Linked DNA regions of Homo sapiens: region 1 is linked to region 2. The links are chromatin contacts, found by Hi-C or POLR2A ChIA-PET in ENCODE. All regions are on one chromosome and are shown on one strand. Each heading gives the region's core, a stretch centred on a gene start or an enhancer-like site at or near the end of the contact. The rest is flanking DNA. Distances are from core to core; before and after follow the strand shown. Region 1 holds the start of KLRD1 (killer cell lectin like receptor D1). Region 2 has its middle 32 kb from the start of CD69.

Evidence for each region. Hi-C counts contacts between places; a loop is a spot of excess contacts on that map. ChIA-PET counts read pairs that join two places held with the same protein, here RNA polymerase II (POLR2A). Pooled maps may share reads with other maps.
Region 1: a loop to region 2 is called in a pooled map, with 2.6 times the contacts of the local background. The contact joins the promoter of KLRD1 here to the enhancer-like site in region 2. A Hi-C loop is called at or near these places in 5 of 50 pooled maps. POLR2A ChIA-PET finds 5 or more read pairs at or near these places in 2 of 52 experiments (H1 and activated T-cell).

The regions. Positions count from the first base shown.
Region 1 is chr12:10,305,896-10,309,162 of GRCh38, forward strand. It overlaps KLRD1 (killer cell lectin like receptor D1), which reads left to right and starts at 1,975. Exons shown (of 6, transcript NM_002262.5): 1 at 1,975-2,189. The coding sequence starts at 2,183.
Region 2 is chr12:9,791,603-9,795,199 of GRCh38, forward strand. No RefSeq gene overlaps it. Among named protein-coding and RNA genes, the nearest start is that of CD69, 32 kb to the left of the region's middle. Within about 2 kb of position 1,794, at least 3 of the 41 ENCODE cell types and tissues checked have a DNase peak (open chromatin) inside an H3K27ac peak, as active enhancers do.

The sequences.
Region 1 (3,267 bases), core at 725-3,224, 510 kb after region 2:
CTCACGCCTGTAATCCCAGCACTTTGGGAGGCCGAGGCGGGCGGATCACGAGGTCAGGAGATCGAGACAATCCTGGCTAACACGGTGAAACCCCGTCTCTACTAAAAAAAAAAAATACAAAAAATTAGCTGGGCGTGGTGGCGGGAGCCTGTAGCCCCAGCTACTCGGTAGGCCGAGGCAGGAGAATGGCGTGAACACGGGAGGCGGAGCTTGCAGTGAGCCGAGTGAGCCACTGCACTCCAGCCTGGGTGACAGAGACTCCATCTCAAAAAACAAACAAACAAAAACAAACAAAAAAAGAACAATCAGAGTTGGCAGCTCAGAAAGAGTTAAAGAGGTATATACATATATGTTTACTGTGTGTGTGTATGTGTGTGTGTGTGTGTGTGTTTAGGTATCTTAAATATTTAAGCCTGGAGTTCTTGAAGTAAACTTGTATTTGTTGGATTTTTATTTCTAAGTCAGTGAACTAAGATGAAAAAAAGGACAATGACTGATGGACGTATTCTCACCAAACAGGGTTCTAAAAACTTAGAACCTCTAACTTCCAAATAAAGGTGGTTGTGTTAGTAATGAAAGTGTAGTAATAATCCCTATTGCACATTCTGTCATAAATTTGTACTCTCTCAAGAGAAAAACTAAAAGCAAACCCCTAATCTCCTATATTTTGAGGCAATTTTACATGGGGGAAAAATAGTATCAGACAGGTTTCTTCCAGACCAGCTTTTTCTAACACTAAAAATGAATAGATTTCAAGTAAGCAAAGGATTTTTAAATAAATCACTTCAACTAAGATTTGCATACAGTCTGGATGAAGTAGATTTTACGCTTATATTCTTCAGTGAGGATTTATAGCTCAACAAATTTGTTGGTGCAATGAAAGCAGCTCTAGGCACACAATGCAAACTGAAAAGATGGAAAGTTTTGACTTCATAAAAACTGAGAAGTCAAAGTAGTCTTTTCTTTCATTTTTTTCTGTTGTTGGTTGAAAGCCCATCTTTTACAAAAGGGTTTATCTATAGTAATATTATAATGCTTGAACATAAACAATATACAAAATATAATACACAAAACGTTTATTTGAGTGTCTGCTTTTGTATGGGGGTGCATGGTAGATTGTATTTCCAGATACTAAATCATGGATCGAAATCTCTCCTTTCAAGATTCTTATTATAGCCAATCTCTTCCACATTGGAAATTTGACCTGTTCCACATTTGATATTCCTATTAACAAGGTTACTCTTCTGTAGATGAAAAAGTGTATATCGAAGTATCAGTATAGTATCTGAATTAGATAACACACTAAACAATATAATAATGTATTAGTAAAAATAAGGAAAATAAAGAAGCTGAAGTCGTGCTTAAAGAACTTTAAGAAAATGAAAATTGAGGTGTTGAAAAAAGCTTTTAAGGCTAACGTGAATGAGGCGTCCAAGTGGGAAACCCATCCAGTTCTACTTTTTTGAACTTTGCCTGTCGTGGCCAGGATAATTAGGTAGAGATCAGAAGAACAGAGTGAGACATGGAAATCCCAATTTATGTGACCTTGGGCAAATTACTTAGCTCTGTATGCCTCAGTTTTCTCTTTGATAGATTGAAGATATTTATATATCTTTACTATCAAGCCATTTACAGAAATAAATGAGCTAAGATATGCCAAGTGCTTTAAATTGTGTTAAGTACAAGGTAAATAATAAATGTTTATTATTAAAAGAGGAAAATTCTGTAAGTAATTTTGTTATGCTAAGTAAATTTACCTTTGGTTTGCCCATCATTTCCTTCATTTTCCAGATAACCCTTTAAAATGAATTTGATTTTCAAACAATAAAAAACAAAACAGCAACAAAACTCCCTCTGACCTCCTCTCACCTTCTTTAGTCCTTGCCAAAGTGTTAATATTGCAAAAGTACTGTGAGAATTTCCTGTATTGTGGTTCCTGGAACACTTCAGAGGCTTGTGATTCTACTGCTTCTTATTCACACTATAATACATGTCTCACCAATAGATGATTCAAGAACATCATTTAAATACACAATTTTTCATTCTCTATTTTTGCTAAATTTCTTCATACTCAACTTTCAGATTCTTTAATCTCCAGCTCAGCTTCAACAATTCAACGCTGTTCTTTCTGAAAAAGTACACATCGTGCCTTCTCTACTTCGCTCTTGGAACATAATTTCTCATGGCAGGTATGTGTGATTTCAGTCACTAAATTAAAAATAACCAGAAAAGCTATTTCTTGGATTGGCTGATTTTGGGGTAATGCTTTAAGAGAAAAGGACATGATTAACAGTGGATGTTTTTAGGATTTTCATGCATTAGCACTTTCCACATTCATTATATTTTCCTGATTCTTCATTGTATAACTTAGACATGATTTCATGAAGTTTTTTCCACAGGTTTGAAGAGTGGTTTCTGACAGGGCTACCTTTAAATTCTGAGTGAGAACTGAACTTTAGCCTGGTTAAATTGTGAGCAACAGTGTTCTAGTATAGCAATAGAAAATGCCAAATATTAATGACACAATGCTGAAAAGGTTTTAATTGACTATTTATGTTGTGACATCCAAAAATTACACAAATGAACAGTTTGACACATTGTACTGTTGTTAATGACATCACTCTTTGAGAGTGTGTTCACGTTAGCACAGAATCTCCTAATGTTGAAATGTTTTAGGTGAAAGGCCTAAAAGCAAGTAATTTTGAGTATGAACAAATGGAATGTTCTAGGGGAAAAAGGATTGTTTATGTATGTTCAATATACTGTGAAATGAAGCCAGGCCTCAAAGTTGTTACCCATCAATTTGTTATCAGTTATCACACCAAGTCCAGAATGTTCCTATGTCTTCTTTTCCCTATAATATCTCTACGAACCAATGAGCAGCTAGACATTTATCAGAGCAAAACCTGCACTGAGATGAGGAGAGGGCATACTCTCAACTAGTATTATTGTGACAATGGTAGACTACGTTGAATGAAAGATTCTTGAGCTAGACACACTTTCATGTGATTTCTGACTTGGATACTTACTTGCTTTGATACCTTGAGAAAATAACATTATTATTGGACCTTATGTTTTCTCATCTATGTAATGAGAACCATACTATCTATCTTGTGATTTTGTTGAGAGAATAAAAATAAATGCCTGTTATGTAAGTCCATAAAACACAACGTGGTGCTTGTTAATATCTTCTACCTCCAGATCTTTAAGCACCTCTGCCAATTTAAAATAAATGGTAAATTCACTTTACTGCAACAGAGCTGGTAG
Region 2 (3,597 bases), core at 544-3,043:
GCATTCTATAAAATTATGTAAATATTTAATCTGAGAAGTGAAAGATGAGACAGTTTTCCAGGTGAATAAGGCAGAGGAAAAACAACAACAACAACAACTTTGTAGACAAGGGTAAAATGTACAAGTCTTAGAGATGGGAGAAAGAATGGTCCACTACAGTGAGACTGAAGAATGGAACAAGAGACAAAGCCAGATTACAGGGTGAAATCAATGCTGTTAAATAGTCTGGAATTATTCTAAGTGCAGAAAGAAAGTAATAAATTCTTATAAATTTGGGACAAATTGCAATTAGATATTAATTTTTGGAAGTTAACAGGTGCAATTTTTGGAAGTTACTCAGTCTAACAGGTGCAAGATGAACTGGAATAAAGGGATACCATAGAGAGATGACTGCCTTTAAGACCAATGCAGTGGAAGTAGAGATGATGGAAAGTTGTTGAATTAAAGACATTACTAGTCATTACAGTCTATGATTTATTAGGTAGGGTCATTTAATCAGAAAAAAATGCAGACAGAGAGTCAAGGATGGCCTTCATGCTTTGATTCCTAAAACTGTGGGCAGTATTCTTTCAAATGAGTCAGAAATTAGGGGGTAAAATTAGATTTAGAAAAGAATCAAAATGATCACTTTTGTTTCTGGAATATGTGGGAGATTGAGTTGGATATTTTAATGGACTTTTGGATATATGCTGCTAGCCCTAAGCAAAGGAGTCTGATCAGGAAAATTTATCTATCTATCTATCTATCTATCTATCTATCTATCTATCTATCCATCTATCTATCTATCTATCTGCATATATGTGTGTATATATGTATATATATGTGTGTGTGTGTGTGTATATATATATATATGTCTTCCTTATCTTTTGATTTAAAAACTGGTTTTCCATTTACAATGGGTGCAATGGTGTGTCTCCACTTTGGACTGAAGCCTCATTGTCTCAGCACCTGGGAGTCAGAAGCTTTCAACTGAATCTTCCTTGTATGGCTCTCAGCTAAACAGAAGTGCCTTCTCAAAGTCACACTTTCTCCCAGTGCCAGATGTATCAAACGGCTGGTTCGTGTGGGAGTATAAAAGCTTGGACTTGTTGCCTTATATCAAGATAAACTTGAAAGGGCACTCACCTCCAGAGCTCCCTATACTGTTAGCTGAAGCCTTTGTGTTACTGCATCACAATTCAATATCTGCCTTTGCCCAATCCTTTCTTTCTCATCCACAGGTACTTAACATCCTTTATGTAATCCTTCATCTGAGAGTCTGTTTTTGAGGAACCTGACCTGTAACACAGCCTGAAGAAATTTGGGGACAAATCCTAGCAAAAAATTGGGATATCATTCTTGATGTATTTATTTTTTGGATGATACATATCATTTTACTCCCTAAGAGCCATACCAATCAATACTACAAAAGAATGAGCAAACGGAATTTCTCTGCAGCCTGTATCTCAACAAGATCTGCTCCTCCAACTCCTTGCATCTGGCATTTTTTGGGGGATAATCATAAGGAATGTTTTGACTCTCTGATAAACACACAGAAATGAACATTTTGTAGGAAACCATAAACATGAGTCATACAGATAAAAAGCAAACATAGTTCTATTTACTGTCATCAGAGTATGTAGATCAATATTTTATTGCATTGGAAGCTTCATCTGCCATTTTTAAAGTAATCATTTCAACCAGGAGGATGGTATATTCTGACTGAAAACCTCCCAGGACCATATTATGTAGGCAAATGATTTTTTCCAAAGAAATAGACAGGAAAGTGGCTGTAAAGACAAAATGTATACCTTTGACTATAGTGGCTAAGGCCGTATCTCTGTGTTTTTTCCATTGACCACATGGTTGGTTTGAGTCATAGGTGTACTGAGTCAAATGGAATTGAATGATAAAATCAAGGAGCACTTTGTATCCAGAAGTACAGCAGAACATATCAAATATTAAATTGATGCATAAAATAGGAAATATCTTTGTTTACCTACATGTTAATACTAAAAAGTACTATTGCCCCATGCTTCACGATGAATATCAGGAAAGTAAGAACCATGGGAGATAAAAAATGAATTAACATAGTCTCCGACCTGTGTGTCTACAGTTGAATTTTATACATATAAGCCTTATAAATAAAGCATTTTACCTGCAAAAAAAGTGATCATAAAATAATATGATTACACAATTACACAAGGTGATAAAAGGAAAAGTTCTAATAAAGGGGCTAAGGAGCCGTGTGATAAACCAGTTGTAGGAAATATACTTCTCAGTCTTGCTTTGGATGTTGGAACGGTTTTTGAATGTCCTGGTTTTAGGAAAACTCACCTTCTACCTTTCTTCGAAACTTCAGAATTCATTTGCAACCAAATAAGGAAGTAACTCCTACGCATCTGTTTCCTATACACGTTTCTCTTCATTTCACCACAAAACTATGTAATTTATAGGAAGTCAATTTAACTTCTTTTCTTAGAAACAAGAAGTTACAAATTTCAAGGGTATTTTTGGAGGTATTGGCGGTTTACAATTTCATTCAAGGTTATTGTCATAGTTTGTTACACTTTTTAGTATAAGAAAAGCCTAATACAAAATATGTCAAACTAGCAAATAATTGAATTAATTTAAAAGAAGATAAAATGAGAACATTAATAAGAAGAATAAATATAGAACCCAACGTACCTTGAATTTCAGTGAAGCAACAAATTGTTTTTCTTAAAATATCTGTGTTTATATGAGCACTAAGTGGGCTGGGATTGTAAAATCCTGTTAGTAACAGCGGAATCACCTTTGTATCATGACAATGATGAAATTACTGTCTCTTGTCACAGCTGTGTGATTTGACTAATATAATTTGGCTTATATAATTCCCCAGCAATTAAATCTACTTTTCTGATTACACTACACCTGCACCTTAATAGGTGTATTTAGCTGGGGAAATAAAAAATCATGCTGAAATGTCTCATTTAAAAAACATAACCCACTTGAAACAGGCTTTTGTAGTTAGTACTGCACCCTAAACTATTCCTGTCAAGACCACCAATGACCTTCATTTTACAAAACTAATGACTGGTTCTCTGTTTTCATCTTGATTTCCATTTCTTTCTCTTTCTGTTTCTCTCTCTCAGTTTGGCTTGCATGAAACTTTTCTTCTATGTCACTAGTCATTTCTCTGAAGAAGCCCTTTTCACCCCTTTGTTTTCTTCTACTTTATCTGCACAAGCTTCCTAGATTATCTCATCCAGCCCATAGCATTAATGCCTTCCATATTCTTACGACCTGTTTTTCAGCTTTGACCTCCTTTTTGCATTCCATATTTGTCTGGCAACCGCTTAGTCACACTCTCTACTTCAGTGTCAAATTGACATTTTGAATTTAAAATGTTAAAAGCTCATCTTCTCATTTTGCCTTTCATACCAGCTTATTCTCCAGCTTTTCATATCTCAATGGTAGTTTTATCACATTCACACATATCAAAAACTCCTGAGACAACTTTGTCCTCTCTCTCCTAAACACAACATCTAACCCTCAGTGAGCAATGCACACAGAATCATACGTCCACTGCGACCACTGTATTTCACATTTCACGCTAACACCAACAATTGCCTGCTA